Linked DNA regions of Homo sapiens: all the other regions are linked to region 3. A link is a loop called in an ENCODE intact Hi-C map of the cell type or tissue named here. Cell type or tissue: heart left ventricle. All regions are shown on one strand. Each heading gives the region's core, and the rest is flanking DNA. Links, peaks and the distances in the headings are about the cores only.

What was found. Peaks named below come from ENCODE experiments on the same cell type or tissue, not always from the same donor. Only the 100,000 strongest peaks of a DNase experiment are listed, where the experiment ranks them.
Region 1: a loop joins it to region 3, with 13 times the contacts of the local background. A loop is called at or near these places in 18 of 110 quality-filtered maps.
Region 2: it touches region 3 in a loop (4-fold over the local background); 28 of 110 quality-filtered maps call a loop at or near these places.

The regions. Positions count from the first base shown.
Region 1 is chr6:46,085,503-46,090,655 of GRCh38, forward strand. It overlaps a transcript of CLIC5 not described here. Among named protein-coding and RNA genes, the nearest start is that of ENPP4, 42 kb to the right of the region's middle. In heart left ventricle, for the core only: no CTCF peak of the experiment used is centred there; no DNase peak of the experiment used is centred there.
Region 2 is chr6:46,211,297-46,219,112 of GRCh38, forward strand. No RefSeq gene overlaps it. Among named protein-coding and RNA genes, the nearest start is that of ENPP5, 44 kb to the left of the region's middle. In heart left ventricle, for the core only: no CTCF peak of the experiment used is centred there; no DNase peak of the experiment used is centred there; H3K27ac peaks cover 640 bases.
Region 3 is chr6:46,488,224-46,496,039 of GRCh38, forward strand. It overlaps RCAN2 (regulator of calcineurin 2), which reads right to left and starts at 3,226. Exons shown (of 5, transcript NM_001251974.2): 1 at 2,950-3,226. It overlaps RCAN2-DT (RCAN2 divergent transcript), which reads left to right and starts at 3,829. Exons shown (of 3, transcript NR_125837.1): 1 at 3,829-3,904. RefSeq lists an enhancer at 1-60 and silencers at 3,189-3,278, 3,789-3,848. In heart left ventricle, for the core only: CTCF peaks have their summits at 2,626 and 3,755; DNase peaks (open chromatin) are centred at 2,688, 3,248 and 3,778; H3K4me3 peaks cover 2,482 bases; H3K27ac peaks cover 2,500 bases.

The sequences.
Region 1 (5,153 bases), core at 1-2,500, 410 kb before region 3:
TCAGCTGCAGGTCTGTTGGAGTTTGCTAGAGGTCCACTCCAGACCCTGTTTGCCTGGGTATCAGCAGTGGTGGCTGCAGAACAGCAGATTTTCGTGAACCACAAATGCTGCTGTCTGATCGTTCCTCTGGAAGTTTTGTCTCAGAGGAGTACCTGGCCATGTGAGGTGTCAGTCTGCCCCTACTGGGGGGTGCCTCCCAGTTAGGCTGCCCACTTGAGGAGGCAGTCTGCCCGTTCTCAGATCTCCAGCTGCGTGCTGGGAGAACCACTGCTCTCTTCAAAGGGACATTTAAGTCTGCAGAGGTTACTGCAGTCTTTTTGTTTGTCTGTGCCCTGCCCCCAGAGGTGGAGCCTACAGAGGCAGGCAGGACTCCTTGAGCTGTGGTGGGCTCCACCCAGTTCAAGTTTCCCGGCTGCTTTGTTTACCTAAGCAAGCCTGGGCAATGGCGGGTGCCCCTCCCCCAGCCTCGCTGCTGCCTTCCAGTTTGATCTCAGACTGCTGTGCTAGCAATCAGTGAGACTCCGTGGGCGTAGGACCCTCCGAGCCATGTGTGGGATATAACCTCCTGGTGCGCCGTTTTTTAAGCCCGTTGGAAAAGCGCAGTATTAGGGTGGGAGTGACCCGATTTTCCAGGTGCCATCTGTTACCCCTTTCTTTGACTAGGAAAGGGAACTCCCTGACCCTTTGCGCTTCCTGAGTGAGGCAATGCCTCGCCCTGCTTCGGCTCGTGCACGGTGCACTGCACCCAGTGTCCTGTGCCCACTGTCTGGCACTCCCTAGTGAGATGAACCCGGTACCTCAGATGGAAATGCAGAAATCACCCGTCTTCTGCGTCACTCACGCTGGGAGCTGTAGACCGGAGCTGTTGCTATTCGGCCATCTTGGCTGCCCTTCGTGAATGTCTTAAGTGATAGATAAGTGGACAATTAGAGTGGAAGAGGGAAGTTAAGTTGTGAAGTATGATGCAGAGTTGAGAATTCTTAATGATGGAGAGTAATCCTGATTGGATGGAGTGTGTGGATTGTGGGAAAAGTAGAGAAGAGGACAGTACTGGGCTAGACTGTGGATGGCCTTGAATGCTAAGATCAGAAATCTGAATTTTATGCTCATAGGATGATACTGAAAATGAGCAGCCACATAACACAGATAGCAGTTCAATCCACAACCATTTAAATTCCAGCTGGATTCCAGACAAAGACAGATGCTCACAGAAAACCATTTCTAGTAGCTGGTATTGCTTATTGGAGCAACTTGGTCCACTGGCACATCGTAGCATGATATCCCCCATTTTGATATGGGCACAGGGAGGGAACTGTGTGTAAGCCACCTGATAATGTCAGATGGTTTGGCAGAGTCATTTCAGTCACTGTGCACATGCCACTCTCCCATCTACCTCTCCTGGCATTCTCTCTTCCTTAGAGTTCCATCAAATGCCATTCACAGCCAGTCATTGAGTGGCCTTGGTTTTCATAACCCTCATCTCACAACCTTCTGAATTTTATTCTTCACAATGCTGTCTCTGCCATCCTAGCTCACCATACACATCTCTTCATAAATGCTTACTTGCATATGATCCCCAAATTTCACCATACTTTCTTGCTTCTCAAATTGAACATGGTCATCCATATTTTGCCTCATGATTACATTGGTTGGCCCACCTCAGTGCTGTCTATTTTAGATTATACAATCTGGAAGAGGTCCTAGAGGAGCTTGGGTAAAATTCATCTATGTTGTTTTATTACTTAGAGGAGATGAGGAAGGAAAACACAAAAGGGGACATTAAATATTGCAAAACTGAGACAGATGGAATCTTCTTCACTGAAACCATCTTGTTTGATAGGTTTATTTAAATAAACTTAATAAAGAAATTGAGCACCCAAACACCACCATTACACCAAAACAATATGATAGGATGAACTAAATACCCTCAAGCTTTGAGGCAGGGCTTCCCCTGCTTCATCCTCTCCCTGCCCCTACTGCTCTGCCCTGGCACTGTCATCTTACTTAGGTTGGGACCCAACCCCAGCACCTGACTCTCAGAAATGACCTTCACCTGGCCCAAGTCCTTCCTTATTCACGGTGGGTCTAGTTTCTTCCCTTCTCATCCCCTCTCTGCGGACTCCATCATGACCAAATCCTCCTTGTCTGACCACTTTAGTAGCTCTCTAACACTTCTCTAGAACCTCCAGTATAGAAGAGAAACATCTCAAAGCAGATGAACCTGCTGATACCTGATATCCAAATACTGAGGAGCCCAGATAGCCAACTTCAAAGAGGGAAAGAGAGAGTGGGCATCCTCTGAGTCAGGGTGTTGCAGATAAAGACAATGCTACATTTTGATGAGTTTCGAAGGAACTGGTGTTAATGCTAAGTGTACTAAATAACTAATGAAGAATAAACGAGCTGCATATTTGTCATCACTATCATTCTGCCTAAAGGAAATGTGCTTTCTGCTATGGCCAATTTGAGTCCATTGAGCTTTCTCACCCCAGGTTCTTTTTAATTATGTTTCTCTACCTTTGACAGTTTTATTTTGTGATTTGAAGGGTTTTGGGATTTTATCATTTAGGGATTTTCTTCTCCAAAGACATCTGGGAAGTTTGGTCTTATATTATAAAACCAAAGCAAACTCTATCAGCGTACTCTCTCGCTCTCTTTCTGTGTGTGTGTGTGTGTGTGTGTGTGTGTGTGTGACACTGTATAATATATACTTCTCAATATAGTATATATTATAAAAATTGTTACTCTGAACCATCCAGGAAAGATAAAGAAAGTACTTAAGGCTTTGGAAATACCACTTGACTCCTATAATTTCACTGGTATGGGGACACATGCCCCAAATTATCTGTCCCTTCATACTTCAGTTTTATAGTACTCCACAAGAAACACACATTTAGCTTGAAATATATACACAGCTGTCATTTTGAATTTCTTGGATTCCTGTGTAGTGTCAAAGATGTATGTATTTTATATCAAGAAGATTTCTTTCTGATTATGAAGATAGTTTATGTTTACTATAGAAAAAGATAAGAAAAATAATCTGCATTTCCACTACCCAAAGATAATTATGTTAACATTCTCTAACTCCTTTTCTACCCATAAGTATCTATATTTTTAAAATTGAAATCATGTACATTTTTATTCTTTTTTAAAAAGAAAGAAGACATTATATAATGTGTATACATTAAATTTAAGCATTTATACAAGACCAGCAAATATTTTCAAATGGTAAATACTCAAATACTAGCTAATCTCATTTGTTGATTTAGAAGATTCAAAGATATCTTTCTTTATTTTTGAGCCAAATGACTTTTTAAAAGGCAGAGGATTTTGCTTGAACAAGTGATCGTCCCAACAAATCAGGTAATAAATAAGAACATCTTCTCTCATTCTTGTCCCTATGCACTTCCCAGGCTGTGATATGGTGACTTTACAAAGCACAAAGGGTAATTAATGCTTGCAGCAGGGAAGGGCTCACTTAATGTTTTGCATGGTGCCTTAAGATTTTGTCTAATTTTCCTTTAAATTTACCTATTAATAGATACTGTACTCAATTGATCTATGCATATTTAAATTCTATTTTGGTGTTGGTTTACATTTGGGTAAGGAGTGGGTAGAAGTAGGGGACAAAGAAGGCAAATTACAGAATTGTGGCACTAGAAAAAGCAACCATCAAGGTTTTAGTGAAGTATTTATTGTTTAACAGAAGTCATGAAGATGAAGGGAGAATGAACTGCATATTGTTTTAGCAAAATGCAACATGGAGTAAGAAAAACTTTGGTGCCAAACAGATCTCAGTGTAAATGCTGCCTCTACTGCTTGCTTATGCAGGTGACCTTGGGCACAATCATCTAAATTTTCCCAGTCTTCATTTTCTTATTTGTAAAAATGAAGGTAACATGCTTCAGGAGGTTAAGGAACATTCTAGAACCCTATGCAATAATGTTTGTGGCCAGACGATTTCAGGAGGGTCCATGAACTCTCAGAAATGTTAACTATCACTGTGATTCATTCCACTTTCCCTGCCTGGATACTCACACCTCGCATGCCCATGTGGGAGGGGTAGAATTTGCTATCGGGTGACACAAATCCTTTTCTTTATTGTGGGTAGAAAGATTAAATGACATACAATATGTAAAATCTTGAAGCCTGGCAGATTACACAGGTGTGTTCAGTGACTGTTTCCTCCCCTTCTCCCACAACTAAGCCACATCAACTTTCTTATGAGTTCACAATGAAGATTCTGGAGGGGAAAAAATAATGTACGGGTAACATGAGTAATTTCAACATGTGAGCATATTAATGGAACTTAGTTCTGCTTTGTATTCCATTTATTATTATACATTTTGGGACATATTTTCTTTTAACGACGCTGATAGTTACTCTAAATCTTGATGATTACATTTTGCAGTAATTGCCACCTTCAAAAGACATTAACAGACAGTATTTTTCGTGATTTGCACAGGAATGCAGTAAGCCAGGCTGCTTTCTGCTGTTTGTAATAAGATTAGGGTGCATGTCCCCCAACAGCTGACACTAAACTTCTAGCACTAAAATTTGCTTCCATTACTTAAAAACGACAACAAAAAACGAAATATATGCTCTATAAAAAAGTAGGTCTGTAGAGTTAGAAAAATACCAGATGTCTATAATTGAAGCTGATGGCAGATAATACAATAAAAATGAACACGTTTTATATCAAAGGTAAAAACTTGAAATATCCAAGAAGGGATCAGGTGTGAAATCACCTTCAGGATTTGAAAACTCTGAATGTTTTTCTGCATGTATAATCCACCAGGTGGCACTGTTGCCTGCTTTCGGCTCCGACCCCAACGCCTCCTCCAGAGCTGAGTTTGTTTAGGTCTAGGTCAGAGCTAGTTCATAGATTCGTCAACTTGATGGGTTTTTTTTTTTTTTCCACTTCCCAATTATTTTGCTTTGAAGATAAAATGCCTCAAATTCTAAACTTATGTTAAAAATATTTGATCTATGTGTCACTTTAGTTTGGAGCTCAATTCGCCTTTTACTTATTTTTTACAGTTCATTTAACAACCCACATTTAATTTTTAAAAAATGTTTAGATTGACAAGTAAAAATTGTATATACTTATGATGCACAACACGATGCCTTAATATGTGTATACATTGTGGAAT
Region 2 (7,816 bases), core at 5,097-7,596, 270 kb before region 3:
GGGCTCAATTGGCTCCAACTCTTTCTAATGCATATCTTTAACTTCCTGCCACTTCTTTTTATATTTATTGACTCTAAGCTTGAATTGCCTCTTAGACGCAGCTGGAAAGAATCCTCCCATATCCACTGTAGCCTTCATCTCTCCATGTCATCTGTTGAGGCTGTGTCATTTCTAGCTTCTCTGTTAGACTTCTTTCTGCATTCCAGAAGTGACTTAGATTTTCTAGACAGCTGTTGATATGCTTTATTGGGTTGCAGGGCTATTATATATATTTCCTTTGATGACCTTCTGTGTAATTTCCAGGAGATTTCTGGGGATTGGATGGGCAATAAATATATGTCCTTCATCTACCATTTTAAACAGAAACTCATAGACAGCAGATTTTGCCCTTCCCCCGTATTTACACATACTGCGTTGCTGATTAACTAAGGCTCTCAAACTTCTATTATCTCTTCTCCAAACTCTTCTCTTTCTCCCTGTGCATTTACATTTTTAAAACAAACAGTGACTGGGCATGGTGGCTCATACCTGTAATCCCAGCATTTTCAGAGGCTGAGGCAGGAGGATCACTTGAGCCTAGGAGTTGTCTAGCCTGGGCAACATAGTAAGACCCCATCTTTACAAATAAAATACAAAAAATTAGCCCGGTGTGGTGGTGCACACCTGTAGTGCCAGCTACCTTGGAGGGGCTGAGGTGGGAGAATCCCTTGAACCTAGGAGGTTGAGGCTTCAGTGAGCTGTGATCACACCACTGGACTCCACCCTGGGTGACAGAGTGAGGCCCTGTCTCAGTAAATAAATAAATAAATAAATAAATAAATAAATAAATAAATAAATAAATAAATACAGGACTTTACATATGTATCTATTATGTTTTCTTTTTTTTTTCCATTCCAGTGGATTCCACTGTCTTATTAAAAGCCCAAATTATTCTTTTTTTTTTATTATACTTCAAGTTTTAGGGTACATGTGCACATTGTGCAAGTTAGTTACATATGTATACATGTACCATGCTGGTGCGCTACACCCACTAACTCGTCATCTAGCATTAGGTATATCTCCAAATGCTATCCCTCCCCCCTCCCCCCACCCCACCACAGTCCCCAGAGTGTGATGTTCCCCTTCCTATGTCCATGTGATCTCATTGTTCAATTCCCACCTATGAGTGAGAATATGCGGTGTTTGGTTTTTTGTTCTTGCGAGAGTTTACTGAGAATGATGATTTCCAATTTCATCCATGTCCCTACAAAGGACATGAACTCATCATTTTTTATGGCTACATAGTATTCCATGGTGTATATGTGCCACATTTTCTTAATCCAGTCTATCATTGTTGGACATTTGGGTTGGTTCCAAGTCTTTGCTATTGTGAATAGTGCCGCAATAAACATACATGTGCATGTGTCTTTATAGCAGCAAGATTTATAGTCCTTTGGGTATATACCCAGTAATGGGATGGCTGGGTCAAATGGTATTTCTAGTTCTAGATCCCTGAGGAATCGCCACACTGAATTCCGCAATGGTTGAACTAGTTTACAGTCCCACCAACAGTGTAAAAGTGTTCCTATTTCTCCACATCCTCTCCAGCACCTGTTGTTTCCTGACTTTTTAATGATTGCCATTCTAACTGGTGTGAGATGGTATCTCATTGTGGTTTTGATTTGCATTTCTCTGATGGCCAGTGATGGTGAGCATTTTTTCATGTGTTTTTTGGTTGCATAAATGTCTTCTTTTGAGAAGTGTCTGTTCATGTCCTTCGCCCACTTTTTGATGGGGTTGTTTGTTTTATTCTTGTAAATTTGTTTGAGTTCATTGTAGATTCTGGATATTAGCCCTTTGTCAGATGAGTAGGTTGCGAAAATTTTCTCCCATTTTGTAGGTTGCCTGTTCACTCTGATGGTAGTTTCTTTTGCTGTGCAGAAGCTCTTTAGTTTAATTAGATCCCATTTGTCAATTTTGGCTTTTGTTGCCATTGCTTTTGGTGTTTTGGACATGAAGTCCTTGCCCATGCCTATGTCCTGAATGGTGATGCCTAGGTTTTCTTCTAGAGTTTTTATGGTTTTAGGTCTAACGTTTAAGTCTTTAATCCATCTTGAATTGATTTTTGTATAAGGTGTAAGGAAGGGATCCAGTTTCAGCTTTCTACATATGGCTAGCCAGTTTTCCCAGCACCATTTATGAAATAGGGAAACCTTTCCCCATTGCTTGTTTTTCTCAGGTTTGTCAAAGATCAGACAGTTGTAGATATGCGGCATTATTTCTGAGGGCTCTGTTCTGTTCCATTGATGTATATCTCTGTTTTGGTACCAGTACCATGCTGTTTTGGTTACTGTAGCCTTGTAGTATAGTTTGAAGTCAGGTAGTGTGATGCCTCCAGCTTTGTAGGCCATTACATAATGGTAAAGGGATCAATTCACCAAGAAGAGCTAACTATCCTAAATATATATGCACCCAATACAGGAGCACCCAGATTCATAAAGCAAGTCCTGAGTGACCTACAAAGAGACTTAGACTCCCACACATTAATAATGGGAGACTTTAACACCCCACTGTCAACATTAGACAGATCAACGAGACAGAAAGTCAACAAGGATACCCAGGAATTGAACTCAGCTCTGCACCAAGCAGACCTAATAGACATCTACAGAACTCTCCACCCCAAATCAACAGAATATACATTTTTTTCAGCACCACACCACACCTATTCCAAAATTGACCACATAGTTGGAAGTAAAGCTCTCCTCAGCAAATGTAAAAGAACAGAAATTATAACAAACTATCTCTCAGACCACAGTGCAATCAAACTAGAACTCAGGATTAAGAATCTCACTCAAAACCGCTCAACTACATGGAAACTGAACAACCTGCTCCTGAATGACTACTGGGTACATAACGAAATGAAGGCAGAAATAAAGATGTTCTTTGAAACCAACGAGAACAAAGACACAACATACCAGAATCTCTGGGACGCATTCAAAGCAGTGTGTAGAGGGAAATTTATACCACTAAATGCCCACAAGAGAAAGCAGGAAAGATCCAAAATTGACACCCTAACATCACAATTAAAAGAACTAGAAAAGCAAGAGCAAACACATTCAAAAGCTAGCAGAAGGCAAGAAATAACTAAAATCAGAGCAGATCTGAAGGAAATAGAGACACAAAAAAATGCTTCAAAAAATTCATGAATCCAGGAGCTGGTTTTTTGAAAGGATCAACAAAATTGATAGACCGCTAGCAAGACTAATAAAGAAAAAAAGAGAGAAGAATCAAATAGACACAATAAAAAATGATAAAGGGGATATCACCACCGATCCCACAGAAATATTATGTTTTCTTTATTTTTCAGTCAGCCACTCAGTGGAGAGTGAAGAAACCCCACTTAAGCTTGTTTGAGGAAGAGGAAAATCTGTTGCTTCAGGCATCTGAAAAGTCCAGGGGATATGAGTATCAGGTATAGTTTGGTCTAGGCACTCAAATAATAACATTAAACTCACTTCCCATCCCTCTTCTTCTCTTTCAGCATTTCAGCTCTTCTTTTCTCCTGATTGCCTTCATTCTCAGGGAAAGATTATCCACATGGCAGCTTCTGGCACTAATGCCTGTCTGAGACCATCCTGTTACTCCCAGTAAAGCTAGGAGTGGCTATTCTCAGAACACTGGTGTACTCCTGGAATAATTGCCTTTCTGGAAATCACATTGTAGCTTATTCAGAAGCACTTTTAATAGAGATATTTGGAATGACCCTGGGCGGAAGTTTATCAGAACCTGGAGCATAGCAGCAATACCTGGAGATTCTATCGAAAACAGCAAGGCCAGCACAGTGGGTAAGAATGGACTGTGGACAGGAACAGAGGAGGAAGCTCAGTCAAATGAATTGCTGGGGGAAGGAAAATTATATGCTTTGAGCACTTTTTTTTGATGGGCATTTCATACACAGAGGCAGTTAAAAGTATGTGCTCTGCAATCATAGCCCTGCTGGGGATATATTAGGCGGTTGATCTTGAGTGCTTCTTAAACTTTAAAGTACTGGGAATCAAGGGAGGATCTTGTTAAAAGGCAGATTCTGTTTCAGTAGGCCAGGGGTGGCGCTTGAGACTCTGCGTCTCTAACCAGCTCCACGGGGGATGCAGATACTCCCGGGATGCAGATGCAGATGCTGCAGTGCGTAGAACATGCTTTGAGTACCAAGGACTTAGCTTTTCTGGGCTTTAGTTGCCTTACATGTAAAATGTGGGTATCAGTGCCTTCATCATAAGAGCATAGAGAGAATTAAATAAGAATGTAAAGAACTTGGCCAGGTGCAGTGGCTCAAGCCTGTAATCGCAGCAGTTCCGGAGGCCGAGGAGGGCGGATCACCTGAAGTTGGGAGTTCAAGAGCAGCCTGACCAACATGGTGAAACCCCATTTCTTCTAAAAAATATAAAATTAGCTGGGCATGGTGGCACATGCCTGTAATCCCAGCTACTTGGGGAGGCTGAGGCAGGAAAATCTCTTGAACCTGGGAGGCGGAGGTTGCGGTGAGCTGAGATCACACCATTGCACTCCAGCCTGGGCAACAAGAACAAAAGTCCGTCTCAAAAAAAAAAAAAAAAAAAAGAATGTAAAGAACTTTTAAGAGCTCTTGACACGGTGTAAGCACTCAAAAAATGCTGACTATTCTTTCTGAAGAATGGAAACAGTGAAGGTGCCATCATGAAGACTGAGGGTACAAATGCCAGGTGCTCTGTGTGGGGCCTGATGCATAAAGAGCTCTGGGTGAGGACTTCCTATGTACCCAGCACTTGATACTCTTTCTCATTCAATCCCTCCTAACTCTCTGAGACAGATACTATCATCCTTTACTTTTGATAAATGTGGAAACCAAAACTTAGGTTTAAAAAAACTGTCCAAGACCACAAGTTTACCAAGCAGCAGAGCTGGGGTTTAAACCTAGGTCTTGTGGCAGCAAAACTTGTGAATGTAGTTATTAACCGGCCCTCCAATAATAATTGTTACTGTTATTATCTTATTAAGTCCTCATGACAAAAGTGGATTTTTATGCCCATTTTACAGGAGAGGAAACTGAGTTGTAGGGACTATAGTAACTTGTCTAAAGTCGCTTGCACAATCTTCATCCCTTTCTCATATACAAGGTTGACAGGGAGGTGGTGACATCTTTTGAGGTGGCCTGAGGGTGGCACATGGGCCAGAATTTGGGTTCTACCCTCCCTGTTATAGACCCGTGTTTTTCATGAAGGCTCCTGACAACAGCTGAACAGGCATCCATTGTCCTCCTCACTCCACAGGGATGGTTGAGAGAAGCCCTCCTTTCTCCACTGAGGAACTTTGTGCCAAGTCACCTGCACGTCTACCCTACCTACCCCTGACCTGAACTCAGCAGGACAGCACAAAGAAAGCATGAAGAACTTTGCTGCACTGCTTTTGGAAAATATGCTAACCCCTAGCATAACCAATCCATCTTAAGAATGAAACAGCAGCGATTGATGGAAAAGAGTTGTACAATTCCGGGGCGCTCAAAGTGATGGAAGAAGCTATTGAGGATGATGTAAGTGTCAGGTTAGTTTTTCTAGGACTTAGACTCTGAGAGGGAGATGTACATGCAGGAGGTTTACTAGGGAGACTTTAGAGTCCTTACCTGTTGGGGATAAAGGCAGAGTTGAACTGAAATACCGGGCCTCAGCCTATCCCACAGGGATAGCTCTGGAGCTGGAGTGGCCCAAGGGAAGGCCTTCCTTGACTAGTCACTGGATGCAGGCTGTCCCTGAGGAGGGTGAGACCTTGGGTGGGGAGCATCTCTCCAGCTGAGTGCAATGCCTGGCCACTCAGCAGCGAGTCATGACCCACCAACCTTCCTAACATCTGGGGGCATGAGTGTTTCCACTCTGAAGTGGGGAGCTGGGACTCTGAAGTGGGGAGCTGGGACTCTGAAGTGGGGAACTGGGACTACAGCATCCACAACAGCACATCAGATGGATTATCAAGGTGTTGAACTTGGCAGCTTTGTACGGAAACTATAAATCTTGTTTTAAGAATAAAATACCCTACTGGCAAATCCAAAGATTGTTTGGGGAACAGTAATGATTTTCCTAATGATAGCAACTAGTCAAGGAGGCCCCATAGTCCTGTCCAACCCTAAAAGTTTTCTAACTCAATTATTGGTTGAGAATGGAAAATAACACAAAAGCACCAAGGAGGTATTGTGGATGAATTTTTTAGCACAAAGTGTTTCATCCATTTCTGCCTATTTTGGATTTCCTATTTCCAACCTGTACCAAATGTGCTTGCGTACACATACACACGACTAACCTTAAATATGGCTTCCTTTTAGAGACATAAAAAGCTCATGAATCAACTCCAAAAACATTTGCCCAGACTTTCTTTGAAAGGTGCAGATGAATGAGCTTGACAGAAAACTTTTTGCTTGAAATTTTCCCTTTCTCAGATTGCATAAATTTAAGGGGAAAGGCTGCCAAATGTTCAATGACGCTCAGCGTGGTGGCTTCTGGCAGGGACACTCTGTACCAGCAGCTAAATGAATGTTTCCCTGAATCACTGACTGACTTATCATCCTTTATCACCTGCTCTGTTCCCCTTTTTCTGCATTGAGGCTTTCTAAATGACGTGGGGAGGGGAAGTAAAAAAAAACTTTAGAACCACAAGACACTGCATATTGATGTTGGATATTGAGAATTCTTCTGGTGTTAATAGATAGGATTGCAGTGAGGAGCACGAGGCTATCAAAAGCTATCTTCAAGCCTAATGTGGGCAAGACCCGTCAAGCCCCAGTGCTACAGAGGATCTGGACATTTTGGGCTGTAGCTTTGTATTAGGAAACTTCTTGTTTGTGTTAGGATTTACCAATGAATTGGGTCATATAATTCCCTTTTTGAAACCCTTAAAATGAACTCAAACCCCCTAGCCTGGCCTATTAATAATAGGTTCTACTGAGCCTGCCTTCCTCCGCCACCTGCCTTCCAACCTCATCCTAAACTGTGCTCACCCTCACTCCCTGTGCCTCAGCCATACCAACAAAATCCTTCAGGCTCCTCCAACACGACAAGACAAGGCCTTTCCAGAGTCACAGCCTTCAGCCCTGCTGCCTGGAATGCTTTTCTCGCAGCATTTCCATGGCCAGTGCCTCCAGGTCGGCTTAAATGTTACCTCTTTAGAGAGGCCTTCCCTGACTATGATCCTCCACTTTTATTCTCTATTCTCATAGAGTACTTTTGGTTTTCTTCACTGTACTTACCTATGAGAATTTGTGGCCATTATTTGCTTGTTTATTTCTTATCTCTTTTCCATGCTAGACTCCACTCCCTGAAATGGCAGGGACAAAAGCTACCTTGTTCACCACTGAAAACCCAGTGTCAGGCACACAGTTTGTTACTTGAATGAACAGTGTTTCACCCAGAGCCTAAGTCCTGTGCTCTCTCATTTAAAAAGGAACACTTATTTATAGATTTTTAAATGAAGGCTTTGAAAATATGGAAATATCTCACAGACATGAGATGGGAGACGTACGTTTTTAGTATGAGGACATTCTAAACCCCCATCACAACTAATGGCTCCTTCTTCTCTGTCCTCAGGGAGAACAGCTTTTGTTTTAGTTGAGGTATAACTTACTGTAGTATATGGCACACATTTTAACTGAATTTTACATGGGTATACATCCATATGGAGATCAGGATCGAGATGTAGAATATTGATGGCACATTGGAAGGCTTCCACATGAGAGGGTTCCTCTCAGGCAGTACCATTCAAAAGGTAGCCACTGTACTGTGACAGGTCCCCCAACAGGTTACCGAAGGGTATAAGT
Region 3 (7,816 bases), core at 2,573-5,072:
GGTGCACGTCTTACAAACTGTGTGACCCACGCAAGATATCCTCTCTTTGCCTTGGTTTTCTTGTCAGTCATCTGAGAATAACAACAGTGCCTGCCTCATAAGGTTAGTGGGAAGATCAGATGTGATAAACCAGGTACAGTTCTAACTTCCTTGTGTTCAGTATGTAGTAAGCACTGAATAAATGTTAGATATTATCATTATCATTATTATCACTGTTACCACTAGTAGTAGTTCAAATAACTGAGTTCATACTACCACTTTTGGGGATAAAGGTAGAAACAACTTCCTGCTATTAAGTTTGTCTCTCCTTCTTCTCTAAAAGCAACCTTACACAGTCTCAGAAATGAAGAGAAGTAAGATCAGTAGAAGGTTAGCACCAGAAATGAAGAAATTACATTTGAAAATAAAAGTGCCTACTGAACATTTTCATTTGGTTGTTCAAAATAAAAATTCTCCATCTTTCTCAAGTCTCCTCTTATTTACTCCCTCAGTTAAAAGCCTGACCATCCTCTAGACATCTAAGCTTCTCCTTCCATACCACCATCCACTTGGTGACCAATGCTACCGATCCTCCCCCTGAAATGGCTCTGTATAGATCTCTTCTCTTTCCTCCAGGCCATCTGGTTCAGGCACATTTCATAAGTTTTCTGGTTTTTGTTTTGTTTTGGTCTGTGCCACTCCAATGGTCTAAAGTCTCCTCATTCCTTTTTGCAACCCCACCTCCTCACACCTCCACAGTCACTTTTGCAAAATGTAAGTTAGATGAAATCATTCCTACCATTAAGGGCCACATGGTTTCTCCTCCTTAGCAGGGTATATTCACAATCCAGCTTCAGTGAAACCTTTCTAAACATTCCTGTCTTCCCTCAGAACATGTAGGTGTCCTCTGAATGTGACCTTTCTGCCATGTGTGTATGCTGTTCCTTCAGTGTGGAATACCCAGCCCCTTCTCTAGACAACTCCTACCACCTATTGGGATCCAGACCAAATGTAAACTCTTCTTTAAACTCTTCCAGATTCCCTCCACTCTTTCTTCTGTTGGCTCCCATTAAACTTGTTTCTGTCTTCATTAAACACTCATGATGTTGAATCATTACCATTTATTTTCTTCTCCTTTTCTGCTAAATTGATTTCTGGGAGGCATGGGCCTCATTCTTTTAGCCTCTGGCACAGGACCTACAAAGCACACAGGAGGTGCTCAACAAATAATTATTGAATTGATCGAGTGGATGCTACAGAACGTAAAATAGGAAAATGAGACCTCGGTGATTGTCAATGTTAGTCTCAATAAAAAGAATTTGTGATATGTATGACTGTCTGCAAATGATTACACAAGTGGTTTTTAACACCGTGATGTGCACTTACAAATGAGAAAGCTCTCGAGTTCCCACTTCTGTCTGTTACACGTTCATCACTGGAGAAAGAGTCATGCCCTCCCAAATTTAGGTGAGTTCTGGAGGACCTGCACACACTAAGCATTTTGAGAGCTCTCAGAATCATGTAGCTTTAGATGAGAACACTTTTCCCTCACAAAATTCTATGGACTGGACTCAGGTAGTAGATGCTCAGTAAATGCTGATTTGATTTGCAGTGGATTTGAATGCAAAGTGCAACTCACATTTTAGACTAATTGAACTCAATGGCTGATCATACTTAATATAATAGCTCTAAGGCTAAAGAAAATCAATGACTACACTGAAAAGCAGCCAAATGCTCACTCTCCTGCCTAGTTGACAGTCAATGCTGACCTGCCTCTTGATCCTTTCCAGCTTTTGGGTATTTCCAACTTCACTGTGCCCCCAGAATGCAGAGGCCGGTTAGCAAGTGTTGCGTGGTACCTTGTGGTACATTTGTTCTTCGTTTTGAAGTGATGTAATAAAGGATAACAAAGGTGTGAAACTTGAGTTGCACTGTTAAAGTTGTCCTACATTTCCTAAAGCCTCCCCTCTGCATGATAAGTTGAGTGAAATTCTGGCTGAAGGGAGAGAGAAGTGTGAGCTGGAATGCTGTGACATCCCTTCATCTCCAATTGTGGAAAACTGTGGGAATGCATATTAAAGGAACCCCAGAAACTTTTGTTTTTACTAAACTGAGACTTAAAAAAACTTCATTTGGCAGTTGAACACCTCTATCCCATTGTAAGAAACAGGAAAGATTCAAAGCATGCATTCTGCTATAATTCATTTTGGGATAAGAAATAGGCAGAAGTACCTCGAAGAATAAATCATTAACTAAAAGGCAAACCGAGGCACCCTGGAAACCAGCGAGACCTGGAGGCGGCCGAGGGATCAGGCGGCTGGGATTTGCCTGTTCCCTCTGGTGACTTCTGGAGCGAAGCATCCCACAGGCAGGACGAACCCGGCACACTGCGCTCCGCTCCATTTCACTTTTCAAACTTGAAGTTATTTTTAGATGACCCAAGGCCGCTAATCCCAAGCAGGACAATTCTCAGCCCGCTGCACCTCAGTGCACCTACCCCCTCCCCAGCCTCTGCATTGGGAAGAAGGGATCTCTCGATCTTCTTTGCTCTCTGCATCCAGTTAGTCTCTTCTAGACCCTCTCTAAGCCTCAGTCCCGGGGATCACAGGCGTCATCCTCGCTCCTTCACTTATGCACCTGCTGCTGCTTCCAGGAAGGCAAACCCCCGGGCCACGGGCAGTGGGGAAGGGGCTCCTTTGGACCCGCGCCCCCTAGAGGGGGGTCGCGGGAGATCTCCGTCCCCACGGCCGCAGCCGGGACTGACCACAGATCTGGAGACAAACCCCACCCCCGCCACTGCCCCCACCCCCGCCACCGCCCCCGCCCCCGCCCCCGCCCCCGCCCTGCACCCAGACCCGGCCCGGAGACCAGATCCCCGCCGCGGACCCCCGGCACGACCCCGGGGCTGCTGTCAGCCCCGGCGGGACGGGGTGCCTGGGCGAGCCTGGCCGGCGCGGTTACATAACCGACCTGCTGGGCGTCCGCGATGCGCCGGCGGAGGCGGAGGCGGAGGCGGCGGCTGGGGCGTCTACGGGGGCCAGCTGCTAGCGCGCGGCGCTGCCTGCTCACCTGCCCGCCGGTGCGAGCGCGTGGGGGCGGCGCGGTGCCCGCGGGCCTTTGCGTGGGGCCGTACGCGGCGCGGCGCGCCCCGCCTCCCTCTCTCTGCCGCCGTGGGTCAGTGGGATTCTGCCTGCTGCCCGCTCCTCCCCGCAACCTCCGCCGCCGTCACCCGGGACAAAGCGGCTCCAGGGAGGGGCTGAGCCGGCGGCTCTCGCAGGAGCCGGCGGAGATGGGCGCGTCCCCAGCTCCGACTCATCGGGCCAACCTCCAATCAGACCCAGGGAAACCGAAAGCCCCTGTCTGGCCTCTTCTCATCTCCTCCCTCCTGACCCGGCGCCCTCCCCAGTCCCCTACCCACCGCACCTCCGGGGCTCTCACCCTGCCCTCAGCCCCGCACCCCCTCCTTTCCACTTCAGGTGCCCGGGAGGGCGCAGGAGCCTCCGGGCACCTGGCGTGGGAGCCTGGCTGCAGGAGTCCCGGCCTCAGCGGGAAGAGGCTCCTCGGGGTCCCATACTAAGCTGAGGGTGAGGGGGCAGCGACAGCCCAGAAGAAATGGTCAGAGAAGCAAACTGTGGTGGGGGAGTACTGGGAGAAAGACTCTTCTTACCAGATGTCTGAGCCCCCCGACTCTGGCTAACTGAGGAAATGTCGGGGAGCCCCTGGATGGTCCTCCCGGGCTTCTGCGCTTGGTGGGCGCTGGCGCCCTCTGGCTGGAGCCCTGCGCCCGGCCCAGCCCAGGCCGCTGAGGGTGCCCTGCGCGGGCTTCACAGCTTTGCCAGGATTTGCAGCCATCAGACCTGAGGACAGAAGGGTTCGGGCTGCAAGGAATCCTATTGTGTGAGAGCCATGACACAGTGAGTGGGAGGTTGGTATCCTACAGCAAACGGGACTGAAGGTGAATCGCAATCTAGGGTAGATCTGTTGCTCAACAAAGTTAACCCCAGTAGAAGTCTCTGCTTTACGGAATAAAGCAACTCAAATGGGTAAGGAAGCCTGTGGCTTACGGGTGGCACAGATAGGAACAGGACTGAGTCTCATGGCAAGAGAATGTGAATTATGCAAAAGATCATAGGAGAGTGCGGGAAATTAAAGGAAGGAGGTGTGCAGACCAATCTGAGGGAGGGAGTGAATAACATTTAAATCAGGTTTGTGTTCTGTCATCTTTCGAATTGCTGCATAAATAAGCCGTTTTCTTTTTGCTTTTTATGCCTTTTGATTTTCTGATAACAATATTACGATTGCACTGAAGCAGTCCATTCACAATCATTCTTCACTTACCCACACTACGTTGTTTTTTTCCAAAGTTGACATACAATCACGTTTTGTTTGTTTTCAACAAAAAAAGGTAGACGAGACGTTGGCTCTTCTCTCTGATTAATCTGCATTAACATAAACACAATTTCAGAATTGAAAATGACCTTAGGCTTCCCCTCGTTCAGCCTTCCCCTGGATGCATAAATCTGTAATTAGTCGTTGATTTAGATAATTGCCATTTGGGTTAGAATTGTCTGAAAGGGCATTCTTAAGTTGAGCAAAAACTTGCCTCCCTTTAATCATTAGTTCTCCCTTACTTTTTGAAGCCAAAGAAACCAAGTCAAATTCCTCTTCTAACTATCTTTAAAATATGTAAAAATAGCTAGCATGTCTAATGCACTCCAGGATCCCCTTTCTTTCCAAGTAAAGCATCCCCAACCCTTTAAACAAAATCTCACTTATTATTAGTGAGTACTTCCTAGAATCTTCGTCAAACTGATGACTTTCATCTTAACAGGGACTATTTATTATTTTGTGAATATACATTTACAAATAAAATTTTCAGCTTATAGAAGCAATATATTCATTGCAGAAATTTTGAAAAGTTGGAAAAACACAGGATTTAATCTGAGAACTAAATGAGGTAATACATGTAAAACACCTAAGCACAGTGCCTGGCACACAGTGATACTCAATATATGTTAGCTGTTACCAAAATCAACATAGCCATTTTCCTAACACCAAATATAGATATTGTTACTTTTCTAGATGCTGTTTCTGAGTTCTCATAGCCACATATTCCTCCTTCTACTGCTAAGAGAAATTCTGTGTTTGTCAGTTTGTGTGAAGAAGGAAGCATAATAAATGAGGAAAAAAATGAAAAGTGACAAACAGCCTCATGTTGTTTACCTTGAGAAGAACAAAATGTTACTAGCAAAACAAATGTTAATGGCAAGAAGAAAATACAGAGAGAAAAAGAGTTTATGGGATGGGGTCTGAGCTTGAAGAGGATTTTGGAGAGCAGGAGTGAGGCTAAAGGGTAGCTAATGTTAAGGATGGTGGTAAATAAGATCAGAATTTTGGTTTGCTAACATTTATTGAGCATTTAGTATATGCCACGCTCCAAGCCAATGAATTTTTATACATTAATTCATTTCACTTTCATGGCAACTCTATTAGATAGGTACTATAATTAACCTATAGTAAAGAAAGCACAGAAAGATTAAATAAATGACTTGCTGAAGCTAACAAGTGGAAAGCTGAATTCACACCTAGACAACCTGGCTTTGGAGTCCCCACTAGACTAGACTGCCTCTCAATGGTTGTATGTGACATTATAAATATAAACTTTTAGGTTCACAGGAAAGTTGAGCAGAAAGAACAGAAAACTCCCATATACTGCCTGCCCCCACATATGCATAGTCTCCCTGACTATCAAAGTCTGACACAGGAGTAATACAATGAATAAAGCTACATGAACACAACATTATCAACCAAAGTCCGTAGTTTACAGATCCACTCTTGGTGGTGTACTTTTTTGAGTTTAGACAAGTGTATAATGACCTATATCCACCATTATAGTTTCACACAGAATAGCTTCACTGCCTTAAAACTCCTCTGTGCTCTGCCTATTCATTCTATCCTCCCCACTAAGCTCTGGCAACCACTGAATTTCTAATTGTCCCCATAGTTTTGCCTTTTCCAGAATGTCATATAAGTGAATGTCATTTCAGATTGGCTTCTTTCACTTAATATGGATGTAAGTTTCCCTGTCTTTTCATGGCTCAAATAACTCATTTCTTTTTAGCACTGAATAATATTTCATTGTCTGGATATACCACAGTTTATTTGTTCATTCACCTGTTGGAGGACAACTTGATTGCTTCCAAGTTTTGACAATAAGTAAAAAGTTGCTCTAAGTATTCATGTGCAAGTTTTTGTGTGAATGTAAGCTTTCAACTTGTTTGGGTAAATATCAAAGAGTGTGATTGATAGATCATATAGTAGGTTTAATTTTGTAAGAAACTGACAAACTCTGCTGAAGGGGCTATACCATTTTGCATTGCCACCAGCAATGAATGAGACTTCCTGTTACTCCACATCCTCACCAGCATTTGGTGTTGACAGTGTTTGGGATTTCCACCATTCTAATTGGCATCTCATTATTTTGATTTGTAGCTGCCTATTGACATGATGTTGAGAATTTTTATATGCTTATTTGCCATTTGTCAAACTTATATGCTTAAAGCCATTTGCGGTGCCTTATTTGCCATCTTCTTTGGTGAGGCGTCAGTTCAGATCTTTTGCCCATTTTTTAATCAGATTATTTTCTTATGTTGCTTTTCTTGTTTTCTATTGGTAAGAGTTATTTTTGTATTTTGAATAAGAGTTCTTTATTAGATATGTCTTTTATAAATATTTTCTCCTACCTGGTACTTGTCTTCTCATTCTCTTGACAGTGTCTTTCGCAGAGCAGTTTTTAGTTATTTACTTATTATTTTTTTGAGGTGGAATCTCGCTTTGTCACCCAGGCTGGAGTGCAGTGGCATGATCTTGGCTCACTGCAACCTCCGCCTTCTGGGTTCAAGCAATTCTTCTGCCTCAGCCTCCCAAGTAGCTGGGACTACAGGCACGCACCACTGCGCCTGGCTAATTTTTGTATTTTTAGTAGAGACAATGTTCCACCATATTGGCAAGGCTGGTCTTGAACTCCTGACCTCGTGGTTCACCCGCCTCAGCCTCCCAAAGTGCTGGGATTACAGGCGTGAGCCACTGTGCCCCACCTGTTTTTATTTTTAATAAAGTCCAGCTTATCAATTTTTTATAGATTTTACCTTTTGCACTGTTTCTAAAAAGTTATCACCAAACCCAAGGTTATCTAGATTTTCTTCCATGTTATCTTCTAGGAGTTTTATGGTTTAGAATTTTATATCTTGGTCTATTCTCTATTGTGAGTTAATTTTCTTGAAGGTTATAAGGTCTGTGCCTGGATTCTCTTTTTTTTCCTGCATGCGGGTATCCTCTTGTTCCAGAACTATATATTGAAAAGATGATCTTTTCTCTGTTGTATTGTGTTTGGCCTTCATCAAAGATAAGTTGACTATATATTTGTGTGGGTCTATTTCTGGGCTCTGTATTCTGTTCCACTGATGTATTTGTTTGTCCTTTCACTCAGACCACACTCTCTTGATTACTGTAGCTTTACAATAAATCTTAAAGTCAAGCTGGTTTGGTCCTCTGACATTGTTCTTCTCCTTCAATATTTTATTGACTACTCCAGATCTTTTGCCTTCCCATATAAACTCTAGAATCATTTTGTCAACATCCACAAAATAATGCCATTTAGACTGGGATGCCATTTAATCTACAGATCAAGGTGGGAATAACTGACATCTTGAGCACACTGAGTCTTCCTATATATAAATATGGGATATCCCTCCATTTATTTAGTTCTTCTCTGATTCCTTTTATTAGAGCTTTGTAAGTTCACTTACAGAGATATTGTAAATATTTTATTGAATTT